Linked DNA regions of Mus musculus: regions 2 and 3 are each linked to region 1. A link is a loop called in an ENCODE intact Hi-C map of the cell type or tissue named here. Cell type or tissue: heart. All regions are shown on one strand.

Region 1 (8,000 bases):
CAGGGAGGGATGGTTTTCTCAAATGTAAATACTAAAGTATTTATGATACACAATAAACTAATGATAGTATACAGTCAACACTGATGGCACAGGCTTGTAGTGGAGGGCAGCCTGGTCCTGAGTGTGGGGAGAACGATCAGAGGTGAGGATTCCGTAATACAGAACATGTATAGAGGAATGGGCCTGAGAGAGGGCTCTAGAACCTGGTTGGGGAACACATACTAAAGACCATTTTATATTTTAAAATGTTTAAATCAGCTACATGTGATAATCAGTGCTCAGAGGTAGACACAAGCCAGCCAAGACTACTCAAAATAAAACTATGATGAAACTCAATATTCAGTAGTTAACTTTTAAATCCTCATTTTGTTGAAACATACCTCCATTTTTAAAGTCTCATTTACACTATTTTGTTCTTCATTTAGGGGCCACTCCATTTTGTGTTGCTCCCAATGCATTATTTCCATTTGAGCTGTATAATGAAGAATATTTAGAGCAAAGAGATCTCTACCTGACTCAGTGCCAACAGCAGCTCCAACAGTTTATTGCCACATGTGGACCTGGGACAACTGTCTTTTCTAGTGATGAATAAGCAATTTAAGAATTACCTTTCGGGCCTAGCAAACACAGAAGTGGATGTTCACAGTCAGCTATAGGATGGAACACAGGGCCCCCAATGGAGGAGCTAGAGAAAGTACCCAAGGAGCTGAAGGGGTCTGCAACCCTATAGGTGGAACAACAATATGAACTAACCAGTACCCCCAGGAGCTCGTGTCTCTGGCTGCATATGTAGCAGAAGATGGCCTAGTTGGCCATCAGTGGAAAGAGAGGCCCATTGGTCTTGTAAACTTTATATGCCTCAGTACAGGGGAACGCCAGGGCCAAGAAGTGGGAGGGGGGAAGGGGGAGAGGGCATGGGGGACTTTTGGGATAGCTTTGGAAATGTAAATGAAGAAAGTACCTAATAAAAAAAAAGGAAAAATTACCTTTCATGCCCCATAAGCCTTGGTAAATGTATGATTTCAGAGTAATGGTTCAGACTATGTATCATCTCAAGGTTATTTGTTAGAATGTCATTTAGAGTATGAAATGTGGCCCCTTCATAATTACAAATTTGCAACTAACCCAACATCTAAACCAAGAACAGAAATTATGTTACCAAGGAGCTTGACATCAAAAACTCCAGTATATATATCATGGACACACACACAGTAGAGAACATTGTAGTGTGAAAAAGGTTTTGTTCATTCCACCCATCAGGTAGCAACACTTTACCTACCAACATACCCAGCTTGAGCTCATTAATTACCAGTGATGAGTTCAAGTCAGTGCAACTTAATGACCCAAAGTGCCTATGTAAGGCTTTTCTTTATTTAACATGTGCATTATGGGCATATAGCTTTATAAAGCTAAATGTGGAGAGTTAAGGAAAGCTGTGAAAATCTTATATATGCCTTCTGCTGGATACAACCAAAGTGACACTAAAGACAACATTCCTGGGGTCAAGTCGTCTTCCTGCCAGGAGGTGGTAGGTACTACAGGGTCCCACAGCACCTTGTATTTTGGTACTTGATCTGAACAGCAAGTTAATGATATAGTACATACAAACAAGACTTGCCTTGTGCCTTTTCATATGATGTGGTTAAGTCTAGGTCTCTAGGGTAAAAACAAAACAATTCTTATCTAAACAGCCAACACACCTGGAAAGCCTAATGTTCGAAATTTCTATCCTGGGAATCAAATCCAGAGCTTTGTGCCTTGTTAAGCCAGTTAAACTTCCCCAGCCCTTACAAAGGCCCAAGTCATCAGAATGTTGAATTTTTAAGCTACTTACTAAACTTAGGGATTCTATTGGTTAAAGATTTAGCCAAGTCTTCACTCGAGGAAATCCAGTTTGAGAGTTTCAAGTGATCCTAGACAGATTGCCAATCACTTTCTTTCCTGCTGTGCATTACTGGCTACTTACTAGCCAGCCATCAGGATTGCATTGACAAAAAGTCCGCAGCTCATGAAAGACGAGTTTATTTTACTACGAGAATGACATTTTAAAGAAATTACTGCCCACAGCAATTAAGAATAACTGTTTATTTATATATAACTTATTAATATTAAATTAGATATTAATTTTCACCATTTGCTTCTGTTTATGGCTTCTTGACTTTGTTCATGGCCTTCATTTTACCTTCCAATATGTAAGCTGCACCTTCCCAAAAGGAAAAAAAAAAAGTCAGAAACCCCAAATCATTTTTCTTCCATCTCAAACTAGGCCCAGGTGTTCACCCTAATGATCTTCAAAACGAACTGGCCCCAGCCCCTCAGTGTTATCAAACAGTATTGAATCCAGATACATGACTGATTAAGCAAACTTACCCAAAACAATAAAGGGTTTTTAGACATCACAGCTCCCAAAGTTGGACATCCACTACAGCCACCTACATGCTGGGGAGAACAAACAGTAACCCATTTTAACAATGGCGTCACATGTTAGTCATTTGCATCATCTATATACTGCTGGCATCTCAGTCTTTTAAGATTCTCTCTTCAAAGAAACACTCAGCTGGGTAAACGGCAAAAACTTAAGTCATCATTGTGCCAGCTATTAAGGCCCTGTTAATCAAACCTCAAAGAAAAAAAAAAACCACACACACAATTTGTACCTTGTTATTGGCAAATGTAGTCCTGGCAGCTTGTTTCAATCACTCTCCATGACAAGTGTTTAGAAAATATTTGTTCAAGCACCTTCAAATGAGCAGGTTTTGTTGCACCTAAAAATTAAAATATTTGTGAACTCTCATTTTACTTCCATGTTTTAATACCTTGCATGAGTGTGCACTGGCTACTTTTATGTCACCTTGACACAAGCTAATCACTGGTGTAGGAAGCTACAATTGTAAAAATGCATCCTTAAGATAGGGCTGTGGACAAGCACGCCTGTAAGGCATTTTCATAATCAGTGACTGGGGTAAGGGGGCAGCCACCTCCCCTGGGCTGGAGGCCCTGTGTTCTCTAAGAACCAAAGCGTAAGCTAATAGCATCCTCCATGGCTTCGGCATCCGCTAACTCCAGGTTCCTGTGGTGCTTCAGTTCCTGTCCCATCATCCGTCCATCACAGACAGAAAAACATTTTACTCACGCCCTTCACTGCCAGTACTAACTTAAAGGACTGAGTACCAAGCCTTGGCTTCTCAGTCTTGGTGCTTGCACGGAAAAGCTTGAGGCATATATGCAATTGTGCAGACCATCACTGGGACATTAGAACAGGAAACGGCATGGCCAGAGTCACAAATCAGAGAATGAATGATTGAACCGATTACTGGTGATGACTTATCACCTGCAAACCGATGAGAAATCCTTAATCATTTTCATATTTGAAACGCTGAGTTTACAGAAATCCAGAGTACCCAATTTGGCTTACAGATACCAACAGTAAAGTATAACATGCAGGCCTGAAATGTAGTGTTCTTTTGTATCCACACGCTTCAGAACTTACCACCACCTTCTTTTGCCAGCATCCCCACCCTGCGTGGCTTTCAAATAGTTTGAAAATTTTGCTCCAACTTTAGATCGTACTTACAGGGTTGATCCATGAATACAAGCTTTTTAGAGTGATGCCAATACTTCAGATCAAACTATTAATCTTTAAAAAAAAAAAAAGCCAAAAAAAAAAAAAAGCCTAAAATTGGCGGTCTTAACATCTTAGAAGCAGTACTTTTCCGCCTCTGTAAAATTTCCTATGGATTACTCACTTAGGAAGCCTGAAACAGACCGCATGGTGGCTTTTCTTGGGGATACAAAGGGGCTCCCGCCAGGGTGCAGGCCCAGATGAAAGCTGCCGCCAGAAGCGGCCGCTTGTGCCCGCACTTCGAAGCGTCCAGAGGAGCAGGCCTTATAACTAATCTCGGTTAAGATTTGGAGACCATTGGGAACGCGCCCCGCCGCTCACAGCGGGCCAAGGGCCACACCGAACCCGGGAGCCATGGGGCCCCCGTACCCGGCTAGAGACGGACGCCGCCAACAAGGAAGCCCTCTCCGCACACACGGGGTTAAGCAGACCGCAGGATTCGCACCTGGAAACGCCCAAGGACACGCCGGGTTCGGCCGCCCGCGGCCTCCGCTGTGCGCCATGCTGCACCGTCTGCTCGCGCTCTACGGCGCTGCCGAGAAAGGAAGTGGCCCAGCGTGCGCGACCCTAAGGCGCTCCTGTAGGCCCCGCCTCTTCCGGCCAGCCCTCTTCTGCGTGCTCGCCTTCACCCCCTCCTCTTCCGGCTCTGTGTTTCTAGTGGGGCGGAGGGAGCAGGTTGTGGGAATTAGTGCGAATACTTCCGCTAGAGCTTTTTAATTGATTTTTCAAGTAATGAATAATGCCTTAAAATAGGACAGTCTCCCAGTCCAGGTCCTTATGTTTGCTGGGTCTTCTACATCCTCACCTACTTCAGTGTTTAAAAACCGTTGGTATTAGAAACTATTTAATTTTTTTTTTCTAAGATGTATTTTATATGTATGGGTGTTTGGCCTGCACGCTAGCCATGTGTGCCTCGCCCGAGAACCTGGTACTGACAGAGTTCAGTAGAGAGTGTCAGATGCCCTGGAACTGGGGTTATATGTGACCCAACTTACAATATGAGTGCTGGGAATCTAACCCTGGGTCCTCTGGATGAACAGTCAGTGTTCTTAACTGCTAAGACATCCCCAGCCCACAGCAGCTCCATTAGAGTTAGTGTTCTGGAAGCAGCAAGCACACGGACACACTCACAGAAAGAGAGATAAAAATTGATTGTCAGAAAAAAAGGAGCGTGCAGGGCGTGGTGGCGCACACCTTTAATCCCAGCACTTATTCCCTTAAATCCCAGGCAGGCGGATTTCTGAGTTCGAGGCCAGCCTGGTCTACAGAGTGAGTTCCAGGTCAGCCAGGGCTACACAGAGAAACCCTGTCTCGAAAAAACCTAAAGAAGAAAGAAAAAAAAAAAAAGAAAGAAAGAAAGAAAAAAAGGAGAAGCTGTTAATGAGTTTGATTTGTAATAGTAATAGAATTTTTCTTAGTCATGAAGTAGTCACCGGGCTGGAGAGACAGCTCAGCTAGTTAAGAGCACTGACTGCTTTTCCAGAGGTCCTGAGTTCAAATCCCTGTAACCACATGGTGGCTCCCAACCATCTGTAATGAGATCCAATGACCTCTTCTGGTGTGTCTGAAGAAAGCTAAAGTGTACTCACATACATAAAAATAAATAAATATATCTTTAAAAAAAAAAGAAAGTAGTCACCTAATGTGTTAGAGTTACTATTGTTGAACTTAATGGTCATGATGAAACACCACAACCAAAAGCAAATTGGGGAGGGAAAGGGCTCATTTGATTTAGCATTCTAAGCCACTATTCATCACTGAAGGAAGTCAAAATAGGAACTCAAGCAGTACAGAAACCAATGCAGAGGTCATGGAGGGGTGAAGCTTACTGGCTTATCTCATGCCTTCTCAGCTTGCGTCTCAGGATCCCTGGCCCAGGGGTATCCTCACCTACAAAGAGCTGGCTTCTCTCTCAGCCTCTGACTTTTTACTCTCCTTGGCCTCAAACTAACTCTGGCGATCTGTTCTCATCTTCTGGCTCCTTCTCATTCTTTGGCTCATCCTGTGCCTTCCTCATTAACCACTAATTAAGAAAATGCCCTATAGGTTTGCATACAGCCTAGTCTTATGTTAGCAGTTTCTCAATTGAGGGACCCTCCTCTATAGCATGTGTCAAACTGACATCAAACTACCCAGCAAAGTTACCTTGTTTGTGAATGTTATGACTGCATTGATTTTCTAGTTTTGATTTTTTTTAATTGGTAGTGTATTGTAGGATATTTGCTCACACAGTGAACTCTAAGATTATGTTATTTAGTTTAAAAAAGAACAAGTTTTTAATTGTGGTGTGGCTCTGCTCTTAGCATATACCTTTATTTCTTCTGGCCTTAATACAGACACGCCCTTAGTACACACCTTGAATCCCAACAAGGAAGATAAAATTAGTTTGTAGAAGGAAGTATCATGTTTAAAAGTGATGTCTAATTGAATGGCAGGCAAAGTGATAAATCAGAGAAAGATTTAATAGAATAGGATACAAGGAAAGCTACTTGAGGGGCAGGCAGAGAAAAGGCCATTTTACTAGGACAGTTATACAGAGACAGATTACAAAGAGAGAACAAGTTACAGAGAGAGAACAGGTGAAGAAAGAATAAGCCAGAGAAGGAGAAAGAGCCAGAAGATGAGAACAGATTTCCAGAGTTAGTTTGAGGCCAAGTGGAGTAAAAAGTCAGAAATTGAGAAGCCAGATTGAATCAGTCAGCTTGGAGAGGAGTCCGAGCCAGAGCACCTGGGCAGGCCTGCCAGCCAAAGTTCAGAAAGAATAGGAAGGGGTGAACTTATTCAGCAGTAAGTTTCAGAGACTGACAACATTAAAAGCCTAGATTAGATTGCACGAAGGCTAGAAGCTACAGGACTAGGCCTAGATTAGAAGCCAAAGGCAGAAAGCCTCAGAGATAACAATGATTTCAGGTAAATAAAAGTCATGTTTACAGGGGCACATTATGTGTGTGCTCACATGGCGGCCAGAGAAGAGCTCCATGGACTTGTTCGGTCTTTCCACCTTATATGTGTTCTTAAGCTGGAGCTCAGGTTGGCAGGCTTGTACAGCAAACACCCTTATTGGTCAAGGCATCTCAATGGCCTGGACTTTCATATTTTATCCATGTTATTTATCTCAGTCTCTATTCTTGAGTCCTGGCTACAAAACATTAGGCTAGATGCTAGAAAAAGAAATGTTTATGATCTTGCCTGAAATATATACATGAAAAAGTAAAATCAAATTCTTTTTAAGATTTATTTATTTATTTTATGTATATAAGTACACTGTCGCTGTACAGTTGTAAGCCTTCATGTGGTTGTTGGGAATTGAATTTTTTAGGATCTCTGCTTGCTCCAGTCAACTCTGCTCACTCAGTCCCTGCTTGCTCTGTCCCAAAGGCTTATTTATTATTATACATAAGTACACTGTATCTGTCTTCAAACACGCCAGAAGAGGGTGTCAGATCTCATTACAGGTGGTTGTGAGCCACCATGTGGTTGCTGGGATTTGAACTCAGGACCTTAGGAAGAGCAATCACTGCTCTTATCCACTGAGCCATCTCGCCAGCCCATAAAAATCGAATTCTTAAGTTGGAAAAAAAAATCATCCCATCTCTCTCTCTCTTCTGAAAGAAGCTGGAGAGATGGCTCTGTGGGTAAAGGGCTTGCTGCTTATCTTTTGTCAACTTGACACAAACTAGAGCTTCCCTCAAAGTTGAGGGAACATCAACTGAGGAATCACCTCTATGGAATTGGCTGTAGGTATGTCTATGGAGAATTTTCCTGATTCATGATTGCCGTGGGAGGGCTCAGCCTGCTATGGGTGGTACCCACTCTGGGCATGTGGCCCTGGGTTGTATAAGAAAGCAAGCTGGGCAAGCTGTGCAGAGCAAGCCAGTAAGTGGCATTAATTTATGGCTTCTGCTTCGGCTCCATCCTTGAATTCCTGCCTTGAGTTCCTTCAATGATGAACTATGATGTAGAGTTGTAAAGCAAAGTAAACCCTTTTCACCCTAAATTGGTTTTGGTCATTGTTTTATACACAGCAACAGAGAAGGAAATTTGGACACCATAAAATCCCCGTGCACTGGGGATGTGGGCAAAGGAGGACCCCTGGACCTCAGTGGCTTCCCGGGGAAGGTTTACAAACAAGATTCCTGTGAGATTACAGCTGACTTTCGCAATAGTTATTGTCAGCCACACCTAGAGAGGAATGTTTGCTGAAATGATCCCAGGATAATCTGTCATGGTTGAGCAAACAATTCCAGTAAAGCAAGGCCATTGCAGTCTTCATTACTCTCCACTGTAGTGTCTGACCTTCATTATTGAAATAGTTTTATCTGCTGAGGTCAGACTCTGGCCTCTTTCTGCTTTCTGTGTCTTTACTCTGAGCTCTGAA
Region 2 (8,000 bases), 150 kb before region 1:
AACCAATCGTCCTCCCTAAAGAAAGTTATTTTTCTTTTATTGGGAGCCCCTAACCTATTGGAAGGCTACAAGAAAAGAACTACAAGTAATGCAGGGCATTATTTTCACATTAAGATTAATAATGCTTTCAGATTAGGCACCATTTTAGAGAAAAAGTTTTCTACTCTGAATAGCAATAATGAGAATCCAAGTGATCATTGCAGTGGAATATATTATTTTAAAAATGTGTTAGCTGGGTAAGTGGTTGGGAATTTAAAAGAAATACATAGGTCAACAATTCATATTCTCAGCTTAATTTTCCAAGATTCTGAACATATTATTTCTATTTTCTGCTAGTATAAAAGAATACCAGACTGGGCAGTGGTGGCCCATGCCTTTAATCCCAGTGCTCTGGAAGCAGCTGGAGGCTAGCCTGGGCACCCAAGCAAGTTCCGGTCCAGCTGACGCTACATAGTGAGACCTTGCCCCAAACAAAACAAGCCTCCAAAACACGGAACGGGTGTGTGTCCTGAGCAGACATCCATCAGGCTCAGGATTCTATAGCTGGCTCACCCAAAAGTGCCATCACGAGGTGAAGAACCCCATGTTGTTTTATCCCAAGATGCAAGTAAGAAGAGGCTCAGACTCGTGCATAACGACGCACTCTCTCAGTAGCGCATCCTCAATAATGACATCACTCAGCCGTCCATCCACTCCTGAGGGTTTATCCTTTTTTTTTTTTTTTTCGTTTTTGTTTTTTCCAGACAGGTAGCCCTGGCTGTCCTGGAACTCACTTTGTAGACCAGGCTGGCCTCGAACTCAGAAATCCGCCTGCCTCTGCCTCCGGAGTGCTGGGATTAAAGGCGTGCGCCACCACGCCCCGGCGGGGGTTTATCCTTTAGGACCTAATCCTCTGTCAGGCTATGCTTCTCAACTGAGCTCTGTTAAGTCACACTGGTCAATCAATCCTAGGTTGCCCACATTTAATTAAGTTCGTTTGATCTTTACAGCATGCCATGATGCACTGTCATATCTGTTTTGAGGTTGAAAAAGCACTACCATCACCCTCTTCTTACTCCTGAAACAGCGGTGGAATGGTTTGCCCAAAGTCCAAAGGGGGAAGATATGCATTAACCCTGGGCCCGACTCCAAAGTTTGTTTTTATAATCTCTACGCTAAAGATAGAACAGATAGGCAAAATATTTGCCTTGTGTGCATGAACAGAGCCATTCTTTCAAAGAAAACATTAACATCTACATTTCAACAAAAAAGCTTCACCTATTTTAAAATTTGATTTTACAGAAAGCCTTTTAAAAAGACATAAGTATTTAACCAAACACTCAACAACTTTTATAGTTTAACCCTAAACATACTGGACAATGGGAATAAGATCTGTATCACCATAGGAGTTAATTAAAGGGATGCTACTCAAAGCACACCCTTACATGCATCTGGAGACGCATCTCAGCGGTGTAGCAGACGCCTAGTGTATATACAGCATCCAGGATTTGATCCCTAGAATTAAGTAGAAAAGTTAATTTTAAGGGTGAGGAAGATGGCTCAGTCAGTAGAGTGCTTGCTGCACTGATGTGAGGACCTGAGTTTGGGTGCCATGTACAAAGCCAGCTATGATGGTGCCTAATCACAGCGCTGGGAAGGCAGACAGGGGAGGACCCTGGAGCTCACAGGACAGCCAAGATGCCAACAGCCAGGTCTAAGATCAGCAAGAGACTCCATCTCAGAAAATAAGCCGGACAACGTCTGGGGAAGAAAACTACTTCTGATCTCCACCCTGTATGCATGCTTACATGTGTGTGCATGTACACACACACACACACACACACACACACACACACACACACTCACTCACAAGCCCATACCTAACTTCCTCTTAATCAAATGAAGATCATCCTCATTTCTTGTCCATAAATGTTGGTGGGCTCTCGATCTCTCTTCCCCCCTCCCCCGCCCCACGTTCTTTATAGTGGTAAGACAAATTTATCCTGGAAACACTAAAATGGTTTCCATCTGTTTTTTTTTTTTTCCCTAACGTCAAAATGTGGTGATAGTTAGGTATTTATCTTTTAATCGAGAATGATGTCATTCCCTTAGTGTTTATTGACATAAAATTTCCTTTTGTCCAAGAGCATTTCTTCAGTATTATGAATATGGCTTTAATTAGCAGATACACTGATCACTTGTTTTTTTGTCACAGAGAAGATGTGTGCTTTATTGTGTGTATTGCTTTGTAAGCAGATCATAGTGGAACATATAAATGACTGCTGCAATATGTTGGGCTCTATGAACTGTATTTTCTTGTCCATTTCCCAAAGCCATGGAGAATCGCTGTTAAGAAAGTCCTGTGAGAATAATAGGTTTCACAGTATAAAAGAATTTGGGTTCACAACCTATTTTAAGGACAAGGCCATATTGCAGCATGGATAGTACAAATAACTTTTCTTACATTTATTCATGAGGCTAAATCTTCTGAGTATCGTTCTAAAATATAAAGAGTTCTTTGAATTTACGGAACTCACTCATTCATCTCAGTTCCTCTATTTGTTCATAGATTTGTGGCAAATTTTCTGGAACCATATGATTCAAAGGGTAGATTAATGTAAAATATGAAGCATGCCATGCAGACAGAAATCCTTTAAACAGTTGTGTGGGTCTACTTTCACGTGGTATCAGATAAAACCTAAACTACAGTGGTGGTGTGGCTCTCTAGTTCAAAATTTTAACTCTACTCCACAACCATTGAATCGTGTAATTCTTAGTTCCCCATTCACAGAACGGGTTTTTAAAAACGCAGCTTCTGTAGTTAAATGGACAAGCACCAGCAGTAGAGTGTGTTGGGTAGTTTAAAAATAACAAACAAAAATAATCCATAGATCTAAAATGATCAAGAGAAACGCATATTATCTGTACATAGCATCTATCTGCCAATTTGTGAGAGCCCTCGCTCATCCATAAACACTGGTCAAAAAAAAAAAAAAAAATCAATCTGCTGACGTGGGAAAAAGTGTAGAAAACTGCCCAGAAAAAGCTAAAGGAAGCACAGTGGGCTCTCCAGATCGTCCGAATACTTATTTGGCTTCTGCAGCGTCCAGCTTGCAGGAAGCCGCAGCCCCCAGCCCTCTGCCACCGCCCGGGTCCGCTCTGCCGCCCGGGCTCCCGAGTGGGCCAAGGTCACCCTCGCCGCGGACCTCGCGCATCCCGTCAGCTGAGCGCAGGAGTCCGGCGGCGTCTCCTCCTGAACTTTGCACCCCGCGTGACGGGCGAGCGCGGGTAGCCGAGCGGTCCCGCCATCCGCGCGGGTCCCGGCCGACCCCGCCGTCCCCTCGCGCCGCCCGCCCGCCCGCCCGCCGCCCGGCGCTTCGCGGGAGGAGCCGCCGTGACGCGTCAGGGAGGAAACGCCGGCGCCCGGCCGCGCCGCCGGGAAGAAGAAACTGCCAGCGCTCTGGGCTCCGCGCCCGGGCGCCCGGACGCCGCACAGCCGGGTAGGTGCGGGGCGGGTGCGCCGGTCTGCGTGCCGGGGTCCCGGCCGGGCTCTCTCGGGCGCCGGGGTCCCGCCGCGGCCCGGCGCGGTCTTTGTGTGCTCCGGGAGAGCTCAGCGCCGTGGCGTGGGGCTCCCTCGCGCGGGGGAGCGCGGGCGGCTCGCCCGGCCCCCCGAGCGGGGCAGCGGGTGGCGAGGACCCGGGAGCCCACCTGACGCGGGATGGGGTTCTGCGCGGACCCGCCGGGGCGACGGTGTGAAGTGGTCGGCAGGGCTAGATCGCGTCGCCACTCTTTTTCAAGTTCTCAGACTCGAACCCTTCGGTCTGTTTTCGCTCGGTCGATTCTCACGGTTCAAGCACCGACGAATGCCGCCTTAAAGCGCGCTGAGGTTTTCGGTTCTAGGGCGCGCTTAGGGATGGTTCTTTGGACCGGTAGAAAAGAGAAGGGATTCGCCTCTTGAAACAAAGGTCTTTGACTTAATGTTGCACCGAATGCCTGGTTGAACTGCAGTTCTGCAGGCAGAGACTATGCTGGATGCACTTAGGATTCGAGAATAAACACAGAAGAAGAAAGAGAGAGAGAGAGAGGGGGAGAGAGAGAGAGAGAGAGAGAGAGAAAGAGAGAGGAAAACAAAACAACAAAACCCCAAAAACGCCTCTTGGGTAGAGTCTTGCCCTTCTCACTAGATTGTTTACCTAACAGGCCTGGAAAGTGCCTGCTTTATTTAGCAAACACAGCTCATACTATGAACTGCTCTGTTTCCTAAGTGCTTTATAAATATTACCTCAAATTCTTAACTCAAAATGATAAGTTATTTGTGGTTGTAGCCACGAAGAGGCCATGCATACTCTAGTTCCCCAATGTTATAGAAAGAGCTGGAAACATTAGAGGAAGTTTCAGACATATTTTAGGAATGGGTGTGCCTTCTGCCCCCTTAGGCTACCACTCCCTTAAGGCAAGTTCTTACCCTTCATTCCCCGTAGGATTCAGGCGTGGAGAGATGGGACCTGTTGCTGGCAGGTCTCAGGCCAGATCCCATGTAACTTCAGAAAGGTGGACTCTCTGATTCCAAGTCTGACAACTCAGACATCAGAAGTTCCCTTTCTTTACACTGCCACTGGACTGAACCTAGTTTTGTTTTTATAGGGAGCTTTGTTTTCAATATGTTTGACAATTTATATGACGTGGCTCAGATGGGAGCATCAGATTAAACTTGAACTGTGAAACAGAACCCTTTTTGTTTGTAGACATTACCATTAACAGTTTGGTAATTTTTTTTTTTGCGGTTGGTTGTTGCTGGCACTGAATTGGTTGATGAATCCTGTAAGGTGTCCATTTTGTGTCTTGCGGCTTATATATAGAGAGAGGATTTTCCCCCAAAATAAAATGATCTTTTTAAATGAGTGTTTTGGGCCTGGTGCCTAGATGGTAAAGACTGAGAATGGTCAATAAATAATAACAACTGTGGTGATTATAAATGTAATATCAAGATTTTTTTTTATCATACTCACTGCCTCTGTTGGTTCTTTTCCTTCTCATAAATTTCCATTTCCTGGGAGGTAACTAAATGAGTTGGTAAGCCTGATTAATAGGACTGTACGAAGCAAAGGGGCTCTCCCGCCCCAGTACAGCTTCTGTAGATACCGCAGACATGAGTGCTACTCGTGAATTAAATTCAACCTAACATCTAATAATTGTCTTCAGAGAGACCGTGTGAGGTCAGTACATCTCAAAACGCTCTCCCTTTTGTACAAGTAAAGACACCACGGTATCAAACTGTTGGCTTTGCTGTTTGCCTGTTTGCCAAGCTAATGGAGGGTGAGCCCAGGTGGAGAAGGCGCATAAATGGGCGGAGCCTGGCACGTGCAGGCCTGTAATAAATATTTGTGGAATGAATGGCTTCAGAAAGCTTGCTCTTTCAAAACATACATCCCAAAATACCATCGTAATTGATTTGTGCTGAAGAGAGGCCTAACCCAGTGCTTCTCTTATTTCAAACAGTACCTGATGCAGTATTCTCCTTATAAAAAGGACAAAGATACCCTATGGACTAAGGATTTATCATCTCTAGTTTTTGAAAAATAACTTAGTGGTTGTTTTTTCTTTCTTTTTTTCTTGTCAAACACCCTGCCTATTTTTTATTTTATTTTATTTTTGGTCTGGTTTTAAGGGGTGTTAAGTGGGACAAATGCTGTTTGTTCTTGTGCTGAAAGCTTTCTTACATATGTCTCTAAGCACTTGGGTTTATGAGGGAGTTCAAATACAATGATCAAAGGGATTTCTCAGTGTTCTTCTGAAGTGTCTGACATGGCGGTGTGTTTTCTGAAGCTAATTACTTAAGTTTATACTTCTAAAAAAGCAAAAAAAAGTATCTTCATTTATTTATATCCTTTAAGTGTGGGCCTCTGCATCCTAAACTATGTGGCCCCAGATATATTACCTTTAAATAGGGAGGACAGTATGGCCACTACCTGGGAGAGGACTTGAGAAGGGCCACTGGGTGAAAGACAGCATGGCAGTTCCCCCAGGGACTTTAGGTAGCTAGAACATCGTAATGAAGCCCATCTGAGTCAGCTGCCTGTCAGCCCTCTGCGTGGAGGTGGAATAAGTGCTTTTCAAACCTGCCTTGTAGAAACTACCATTACCCTTTCAATCTTCACGTGTTCTTTCTTTTAAAACTTAATGTAAATTATGGACTAAACTGCTGATTCATGAGAGTCAAATTATGTAACGTGTTATTCCTGATAGAAATGGCTCCCACACTCTTTTAAGTGAAGATGTGTCTCTGTTTTTCTTTACCTGCTCCATTCCTGTTGAAGGAAGCTTTGATCTTGATTCACCCCCCCACCCCGCCCCTCATTTCATGGAGAAAAGTGATAAATCTAAGAGGGGCTGAGATGCCCGGTCTTTTAGTTCACATCAATATTTAATTTAACAGGATCGCTGAGTTAATTACTGTTGCCAAGAAGATGTGGGCCAGCCCAGAGTGTCAGGCTGCATGAGACCAAGGCCAAGGGCTTCAGAGAGAATTAGGGCAGTGTGCAGCAAGCCTTGCTTTCTTCTAGTTTTTCAGACTCATCCCTTACAAGGGTCTTGTAAGTGTGTCTATGTCTATCTCTGGGTATCCACTGTTCTACTTAAAACCAAACTGTATGTAGCTCCACTGGTAGAGTGTTTCCCCACTGTTCTGGATGCCCCGGGCATGATCTCCATTGTCATTAATCAAACAGAACAATAGAAGTCTACCCGGGCATGGCGTCCCATTCCTATAAACTAGGGTAGGAGACTCAGTCGTTTGCATCCCTAGGTTGATGGAGCCTGGATTACATAGCAAGGTCATGTCTCAAAACCAAACAGAATAAACCCAATGATGTTTGCTCGTGTAAGGTTATGGGTGAGGCAGTTGTCTCTTGGCTAGGGACTGATCTTTTCTAAGGTGTATGGGTGAAATAAGAGATGTTAGTCAGACTCTGAGAGATTCCTTTGTAGGGAGACTCGGTTTCTACCATGGAGACAGACATAGGAAAAACCTAAGGGGACTGACACCTGGGAAGGGCTAGAAATATCTACCCGTGTGGTAAGTTTCCATGTGCAGAGAGTTCCTGTAAGCTCACATGGGCTGATGTGTCCTTACCAGCAGTTTGTTCTTTCTTTCTTTTTCTTTTTTTATATTTTGATTTTTATTATTCAGACCATATATTGAAGTATCACTTTTTAAAACGTTTATAAAAAGGCTTAGTTGTAAACTGTCATAATAGATTTACAATATATATGTACATATGTATATATGTATATATATATATATATATATATATATATATATATATATATATATATAAAAGAACAAATTGAATATTAGAAATTATAGGAGTCGCTCCATTAAACTGCAGGAGTCTTCTTTAATAGCCTTCAATGTAGCTTACTGGCAATCTTAAGAAATTGAAGAAGCTCATTCATGTTGTGGAAGCCCTAAAGGGAAAAACTGAGGAAACTCATTGGTAATTTTCACAGCTTCATTGTAAAGTTCAAGATCAAAGCGATTACTTAAACAGGGTATAAGATGCGCACAGAGCACGGTCGCCTTGGCTGTGACTTTTCCAACTACTTCTACAATCCCAGAGATTTCCTCGTCAAGTGGCTCCATCAATTCAATGGTTCCATTTTTTCCTTCTCCATCTGAAAGAATAAACATTTTTCCAGTGGGATGAATCTTTTCTAGCTTCCCCACGAAGCACACGGACTGGTCGATATACTGTGGTAACATGCTGGTGTTGATGCGCGCTTTGGGGTGCCCCATTATGTCCTTCATGATTCTGTCGCCAACACTCGCAACCCACGGGAAAGCAGAAAATCAGTAGCTCTTTCTTTAGGCCACTGAGTGAGGGCTTTGCAGATAATTTAAAAGGTAGAGAACTGATTTAGTAGCTTGAAACATGAGAGCAAGGGTGACTCTGGATTGAATAGTGGCCTGGCTTTTGTTCCTTTCTAAGACTGTACTATTTGAGAATGTCTGCCATACTGAG
Region 3 (8,000 bases), 96 kb before region 1:
CCACACTTATACATCATTTCTACATTCTAGACTCTTAAAGACATAGTGACATGTTCAGAAAAATCACTTCTTCCTTATGCTACTGATAGATATCCAGTCATGTTCAAGTTTCTCCAACTGCCTCATATTTTTTCCCGTTTTTTAAAGTCTGATCAATGTCCAAGTAAAACCAGGTAATACAAGCAGTAGCTCTTTCTAATAATACAATCAGTGGCCTTTTAAAGTCTTTTATCCAGTTCACTGCCTTTCCTCATACCTTACCATTTCATAGTGAAGATACAAGGTCGTGTCACCTGGAGGATTTCCCACCAACTTGTTCTGCTCATGTCCCTATGTCTTTTAGCTTTCACTTGTGACGCTATAAAATGGAAGATAAATCTAGAGATTCAATGAGATTTAGATTTAAATTTTTTGAAAGAGTATCTATAACTAATGTTTTATCTGATTAGGAAGCAAAGATGTTTTCAGTTAGCAGTCATTGGTGATTTCTGTAACAGTAGTTCACAAATTAATTTATTAGAAAAGGTTTTCGTTTGTTTGTGTGTTTTGTTGGGTGTTTTTTTGTTTGGGGTTTGGGTTTGTTTTGTTTTGTTTCCTTTTTGGGTGCCTGTGGTTGGGCTCAGGGCCTCAGGTTTGCTAAGAGAGGGGAGCTAACCATTGACTTCTACCCAGCCTGCCTCTCTCTCTCCTTTATCCACTAGCTTCATTTCCTTTAGGAAGACAGATTTTCTGTTGTTGACACTTCCTTCATGTGGCTACTGTGGGGTGAAGGCAGAGTAGAGTCTGGATTCTACTCTTCATAACCAATTTTCAAGATATTTAGTTCTGTAGTACCATCCAAAATTAATTTCTTAGTTATTTTCTGAATTTCTTAGCATCTTTATAAACTTCTGCATATACTAATTTGTTTGTCAGAGACAGGCTCTTCTTATGTAGCCTTGGAGCCATTCTTAACTACCAACCTTACTTTTTTCATTGCCAAGAGCTTTGAGACCCATTCCAGGTTCCTTAGCTAAAATGCCTGGTTGCAAAACATCAAGGTACTTTTATGTTTTCTTATCCTGTAGGACAAACAGTTTTCAGTGTGCTAACACTTCGCTAATGTTGTGATTACTTAAATAGAACTTAATAAATGCACATTCTTTTCTTTTATTTTTGACAGTCTTACTCTCTTGCCCTGGCTGCAGCTCATTATGTAGATCAGTCTGCTCTTCACCTCATGACAATCCTCCTGCCTCTGCCTCCTGAGTTGCAGAGATTACTGGCATTGATTACCATACACAGCCTATTTTTAAGCCACTTAAAATAATCCCTTTGCTAAGTATGTCAAAACATGTTCCAAGAATGGATTCCTGTGAGGAAAATTCTGAGTGCTTATGAGAAAACTCCAAGAAAACAAGCCACGAGTCTCATGACCTCAGTTTCTTCTGAAACTTCACAGAACTATGCTTAGAATACACTGTCGTGCCTCTCCAAGGTGTGGCTGATAGGAGAGTTTACTCCACATCATACATCACAACTGACTATAGCAGGGTCTCTCAACCATCCTATACAGCGACCCTTTAATACAGTTCTTCATGTTGTTAGTAAGCCCCAATCAAAAACTATTTTCATTACTACTTCATGACTGTAATTTTGCTACTTTTGTGAATGGTAAGGTAAATAAATACCTGTGACTTCTAATGGTCTAAGGTGACTCTGAGAAAAGGTTGTTGGACCCTAAAGGGGTCACAGTCCATAGGTTGAGAACCACGGTTACTGCTTTTGCCACATACGACGTGTCCTTGAAGTTGCCCACTTTACTCACATGACTCCTCTTTTTGTTTGTTTGTTTGTTTCTCTATATAGCCCTGGCTGTCCTGGAACTCACCACTCTGTAGACCAGGCTGGCCTCGAACTCAGAAATCTGCCTGCCTCTGCCTCCCGAGTGCTGGGATTAATGGTGTGCGCCACCACGCCCCTCTACATGACTCCTCTTAACCCTCAGAATATAAACTGTTGGATGCTCTGAATAAAGATGACTACTGCATCTCACTCACCCTCACCATTCTCCCAGGTCCCAACACCTCTATAACAGTAAACAAAGTCCATCTTTAAGATTTTTTTTTTAAAGATTTATTTATTATATGTAAGTACGCTGTAGCTGTCTTCAGACACTCCAGAAGAAGGAGTCAGATCTCGTTACAGATGGTTGTGAGCCACCATGTGGTTGCTGGGATTTGAACTCCGGACCTTCGGAAGAGCAGTCGGATGCTCTTACCCACTGAGCCATCTCACCAGCCCCATCTTTAAGATTTTTGAAATGAAATCATCCTTAATCCTTTCTTCTTTTAGTTCACAGTGTATTTTCCAGATATTGAAATAGTAAATTTATATATTCCTTCCAGTTTTGTACCTTTTGTACTTGTTTGTCATGTGTGAGCAGGTTCCCTAGGAGGCCAGAAGATGGCGTGAGATCTCCTAGGACTAGAGGTCCTGGGGGTTGTGAGCCAGCAACTGAGGGTGCTGGAACTGAACTCAGATCCTCTGGAAGAGCAGCGAGTGCTCTTTAACTACTGAGCCATATCTCCAGCTCCTGTAAAACCTTTAAGCATAAAATTATAGGCTGGAAAATGGCTTAGATTAAGGCACTTGCTGTCAAGCCAATGACCTGAGTTTGATCCCCAGAAGCTGCTTGGTCCCGTTCTGATTTTAAGCCTCACTTATTTTATGAACACTGATGGGCCAGCCCTTCTAGTTTTCCAGAGTAGACAAACTCTGGAAGGGCATTTAGAGATTAGGAGGCCACCTTCATTTGACTCATATGCAAATTGAGGATGTTATATTTTGTGACTTCCCTGTGGGACAGGGCGAGCAGACTAACCTCTGGGCATTCATTTCTCAAGTTCTTGCAGTAGAGGTCATTGTGCACCTGTTTTCCCTCTGTCTCTGTCTCTCTCTCTGTCTCTGTCTTTCTCTCTCTCTCTCTCTTTGGTAAAGTGAGCCTTGTGTTTCCCTGCCTTTATTCACTTGCTGTCCATCAAATGCAGATAGATGTTTTCATAGTTAAAAGAAACCAAAAAAACCCTCAAGTACTCTTGCTTCCTTTTATCCACACACCTAATCACAAACCATGAAGCAACACTGTGGACATTCCTGCGGCCATAAAAAGAAAATTACATTTGGGAGGGAGCACCTGGCTCTCATTTGATGATAGAAAGCTCATCTTGCTTGTATGAGGGTCTAGGTTCTGTCCCCAGGAGTGAAAAGTGTCCCCAGGAGTGAAAAGGACTTACAGATCTTACTGGGCTGTTCTTTCTCCATAAAGACACTGGCTTGGCCGGGCATGGTAGCTCATGCCTTTAATTCCAGCACTTGGGAGGCACAGGCAGGAGGATTTCTGAGTTCGAGGCCAGCCTGGTCTACAGAGTGAGTTCCAGGACAGCCAGGGCTACACAGAGAAACCCTGTCTCAAAAAAACAAAACAAAACAACAACAACAACAACAACAACAACAACAAGAAGACACTGGCTTTATGGACAGACAGAATGGAAGAAAGGGAGTCACAGAGAAGGGGGGTTCCTTATTTGTGGGTTTGCTTTCCTCCTGTGGTGGGGAGAGGGAAACCAGACAATAGGAAAGTAACCACTTGGTTAACGACAGATTACTTAAGGTTGTTTTTAAAAATAACAGCTAAAGATTTAAATGAATTATTGGGCTATTCATGATATTTCTGTATTTTTCATTCTCCCGTCCAAAAAAGTGATATAATTTTACCCCATGGGACTTCAGTGAGTACAGTCTGGTTTTTAGTCCAGACTGCTGTTGCCTGGTACAGGACCTTTGTCCAAGAAAGGTCTCTGATAGGTTTTATTTAACTCTGCCAAACACTGCCTGGGTTTGACAGCTCTGCTCTCCTAAAATGCGGCTAACAGTGGGGGAATGGTTATAATTTAAGCTGGGGGTGAGAATTCTTACCTGTGGTCAGTGCCCATAATTCCATCCTGCCCTCCCTTCATCACTCCCGCCTTTACTTTCTCTCCCTAACCTTACCCTTGCTCTCCAGAGTCTCAAGTAGCCCAGTGTGACAATATTGAACTGGCAATATTGCAGAGGATGACGTGGATCTGATCCCATTGTCTGCCCCTCTAGTGCCCACTTTATCTATCCACCAACATCTATCTATGAATCTGTCTGTCTATTGGCAGAGTCACATGTCATCCAGTTTGGCTTTACAGTGTAGCCAGGCCTGCCTTGGTCTCTCAAGTGCTGATTGGAGAGTAAGGGCACCATGTGCCCTTCTTACCATTTTAAAAAGGGATGGGGAGTGCCTGAGATGGAGGTTAGTACCGGAATTATGTTCTTTGCCTCTCTGAATAGTATTCCCAGAGACTCTTTGCACGTGGAACACTGAATTCGTGTATGACTCCTACCCTGCTGAAGTAGCGGAATGTGCCTTGTCAAAGCTCTCCTTAGCTGGATCTGGGAGAGAGTGCTGGTGTTTGCCATCCCAAGCCTTTTTCTTCACTTTCTTCTTTTCCCCTCTCCCTGTGTCCTCCCCCCCCCCCCTTCCCAGGTTCAACCCCCACTCAGGCTTTATTTACATAGGACCTCCCTGGATGCGGTCTGCGGAAACCTTTGTCAGGCGCCAGGTGACTGGCGCGGGGAGGGTGGGGGTGGGGGGTGGGGAGGCGGCCACGGATGTGGGCGGGACGCCGATGCGGGCGGGGCGCCCTCAGGCAGGCGCCCTAGGGGCAGGTGGGTGGAGAAGCCCGCTGAGATCGGGTGGCGCCGGAGAGTGGCGCTTCCAGCTTGCCACGCGCAAGGGCAGGGTTCCGGAAGGTAAGCGCGCACGCCTCGAAGCGCGGTGGGAACCGGGTGGGTTCTCGCGGGTCTGGACGCAGACCACTCACCGGTCCCGCTGGAGCTGCGGCTCTGCCCACCGCACTAGCTCCGGAGGGAGGGGGCTTGAGTGGTTCCGCACGCGCACCCTTGGAAACCTCAGGTAGTGTGCAGTATTTAATGTTCCTTAAAATACATGGATGGTGCTTGGTTCTGGACGTAGACTTCGGTTGCCTGCCGGAACGGAAAGGTGCGACTAATACGGACTGTTAGGGCGCCAGGGTTCCAGGAGGGAGCATGACTTGGAGATTAGCGAGCGGCTTGTAAGTTGGAATGCTTGAGCTCTTGTGTACTTATTAACCGAAAAACTTGAGCAGTTGGCTCAGCTTGTTTGCGCCATGGATTTCACGCATGTAAAACGGTGGTGCCGGGATTGTTGTAAAGATTGGGTTAATCCTAGTGCTTGGCAACGAACGTTGGATATTTTCTCTGTTTTCTGATGAGCATGAATCTCTAAGGTTGTCATTTCTGGGAATCTCCTAGAGCTGTTGTCAGAAATGCTTGAGAGATTCCTTTGAGACAGTTTGTGAACTGAGTCCTAAAGGTTCTTTTCTCTAGTACTAAGGGTGCTCTGAGCTGATCATCACTTTATTCCACTTTATTCCAGTTCTTCCCTAAACGTTACAAGCATCTCGCTTTTTCTTCTGTTGGTGCTTGGGCTGGAAACACCTATCCACCCCCAGCACATGCTCTGCCCATGAATTACACCCGCGAACAAATAAATTTTAGTTTTGAAGACTAAAGGAAAAATAAAAGAAAATATTTTTTAGGGTGCGTGTAACCTTGTTTTGAGAGTTGGGGTAGATTTCTTTAAAAGCAATTCTTTTTTGGAAAACTTGTGCTGTTTGGGGTGAGTGCTTATTTTGTACTATACTTTTGCAAAAGTGCATCAACCACCTTTCAAAATAGGTAAGCAGATGTCATCTGAGCAGTAGCTTGCCACATAGAAATAGGTTCGAAGGAGACATGGAATCTGGATGTGGTCATAAGCCCATGCATGCTATTAACTTCTGCAGGCAGGAGCCAGAGGCAGGAGGATTGCTGAAAGTCCAAGGCCAGACTGGGCTTCATAGTTACTAGAATGCTAGACCTTGACTCAAAAATTGGCAGATAAATAAATAAAGAAATAAAATAAATCTGAAAAGCCAGTCCTGTTGGTCTTTACAGATGAGGATCTAAAGACCCAGAACCAAAACATGGCAGAGCTTAGAACTCAGCTCTGCTGATCAACAAAATTTAAAAGCAGAGGACTATGGGAGTTACTGTTTTTATTTTTGACAGTTGTTTTATGGTGCTGAGAGTTTCTTCACTCAGCAGCATCCTGCTTCGTAGTTTAATTGCATGATTCATAATCATTCTTCAGCACCTTTGATTTAAATCACAGTCTGGAAGCTGCTGCATCAATTATTGCTTTGAGAACAAGATGAGTGTCTTTAAGCTTTGTGCAAACATGTTCCAGCAGTGCTTTGCTTTTGTTTTTCAAATGCAGCTCTTTTCTCTGTGTGCAGAAGGTATGAACAACATAAATAAATCGACCGTGTACAGCTTCTTATCACTGAGTTCCTAGAGAAGTTTTCTTGATTGGGTAGGATACAGTCAGGCAGGGATACCGGGAACGCTGAAATGTGAATGGATAGGTTATGTGGCAATGCATCTGGTAACTTCAAAAGCCTTTCAGAGTACAATTATTTTGAGATACTGGTGTGTAAGTTGCTGACTTCCTGGCGCTGTGCATTGCTCATGCCCTCACCTCTGGATATTTGTTCAGATGTTTCCTTATTATTTAAACTTGCATACAACCCCATACTTCCTATAATATATACTTAGTTGGTGTAATTACTCATCTGCTTTCTGCCGCTAGAGGTTCCATGTGGCTAAGGGTGCTTCCTCCTGTGTTCCCTGTGGAATCCCTAGTGCCTAGAAACAGGGCTTGGCCCAAGAAGATGTTGGCTGTGTAGCTTTGCACAGATATTTGCAGTACAACTAATAATTAACCTAATTTACCAGCATTTTGCTTACTTGCCGGTTCCCTCTACTTTCAGCTCTTTCTCCTTGTTGCCCAGGAATAAAACCTTGAGATAGAGTTTAATTCCCCCATACTTTCCACTCAATAGACAAATAGCTAAGTTTTTCCCCCCAAACAAGCCACTCCATCCTTGTTAAGCCCTCTTCTTTTGTTTATTCCAATGCACCTACAGCCCTTGAGTTCCACACCGAAGGCTTTCATGTCTTCAGAGAAGCGAACATTCATCTTCCTGTGTGGTGATCTCAAACCCCTTTGCAGCCTGTGTCTCCCACAGATAAAAGCAGTGATCCCAACGTAGGCTTTCAAATATAAAATAAAGTAGGCTTCCAGTGGCTGTGTAAAACCCTTAGATTGTATCCGTTGCTTTGTGACAGTCCTGTTCTTACTAATGACTTGGCTGCTTTCTCCACTGTCAGCAGGCATTTTTGACAAACTGACCTACTAGCTATTGCACTTGTGCTGAAAATCTCTGCTACAGAATAAGAGTGCTTATCACGCACCGCCACCCCAGCCCTTCCGTGCCGCTGCACCCCAGATGATGGATGAGTTTAGTTGGAGTTGGCTTGCCTTTTCTCAGAGTTCTGGTACTACCTCTCTCAGATATTAGTCAGTCCCCCTTGCTTTGTGATTCAAGTCATCTGTTACTGTATCTAAACAGAAGGACATGAACTACACATACAGAAGTCCCATAGTCAAGTCTTTACATTTATCCAGTTACTTTAAGAGAAACACAAGGCCCATGTGTCTGGTTTTTAAGTGAATGTGAACTCAAGTTCTAGTGGACCTTTCAGATCATTAAAGAGTCACAGCTTGTTTTGAAAGTAGGAACTTAGAAAGATGGTAGGGAAATTGAGTAGGAAGTAAAAAGATAGAGAAGAAAACATTGAGTCTGGGTTTTTAAGGGACTAGGTGTAGATACAGCAGTATACGTGATGCGTAACAGACAGGCAGATGTTTATAGAAATATGTAATAGCCTCACACAGGAAGGTGTCAGCGCAAGAAAGTGCATAGAGCAGCCTCTGCAGCTTTGGGTTTTCGTGTGGAGTATTAGTCCTAAACTGTCTTTTGTTTTATATCCCCAGGCACACGGAG

Evidence for each region. A loop is a pair of places that touch in the nucleus more often than their neighbours do. Peaks named below come from ENCODE experiments on the same cell type or tissue, not always from the same donor. Only the 100,000 strongest peaks of a DNase experiment are listed, where the experiment ranks them.
Region 2: it touches region 1 in a loop (4-fold over the local background); 9 of 42 quality-filtered maps call a loop at or near these places.
Region 3: a loop joins it to region 1, with 11 times the contacts of the local background. A loop is called at or near these places in 5 of 42 quality-filtered maps.

What each region holds. Positions count from the first base shown.
Region 1 is chr1:9,939,953-9,947,952 of GRCm38, forward strand. It overlaps Mcmdc2 (minichromosome maintenance domain containing 2), which reads left to right. Exons shown (of 15, transcript NM_177722.3): 15 at 426-1,002. The coding sequence ends at 592. It overlaps Snhg6 (small nucleolar RNA host gene 6), which reads right to left and starts at 4,166. Exons shown (of 4, transcript NR_024067.2): 1 at 4,068-4,166; 2 at 2,658-2,765; 3 at 2,371-2,439; 4 at 2,073-2,203. It overlaps Snord87 (small nucleolar RNA, C/D box 87), which reads right to left and starts at 2,591; the gene lies at 2,518-2,591. In heart, no CTCF peak of the experiment used is centred here; a DNase peak (open chromatin) is centred at 4,199; H3K4me3 peaks cover 2,501 bases; H3K27ac peaks cover 2,164 bases.
Region 2 is chr1:9,794,768-9,802,767 of GRCm38, forward strand. It overlaps Sgk3 (serum/glucocorticoid regulated kinase 3), which reads left to right and starts at 3,363. Exons shown (of 18, transcript NM_133220.2): 1 at 3,363-3,479. It also overlaps the pseudogene Gm6195. In heart, a CTCF peak has its summit at 3,655; a DNase peak (open chromatin) is centred at 3,394; H3K4me3 peaks cover 2,195 bases; H3K27ac peaks cover 1,668 bases; H3K27me3 peaks cover 283 bases.
Region 3 is chr1:9,843,565-9,851,564 of GRCm38, forward strand. All of the region lies in intron 2 of Sgk3 (serum/glucocorticoid regulated kinase 3), which reads left to right. Among named protein-coding and RNA genes, the nearest start is that of Sgk3, 49 kb to the left of the region's middle. In heart, a CTCF peak has its summit at 4,740; a DNase peak (open chromatin) is centred at 4,767; H3K4me3 peaks cover 1,373 bases; H3K27ac peaks cover 918 bases; H3K27me3 peaks cover 422 bases.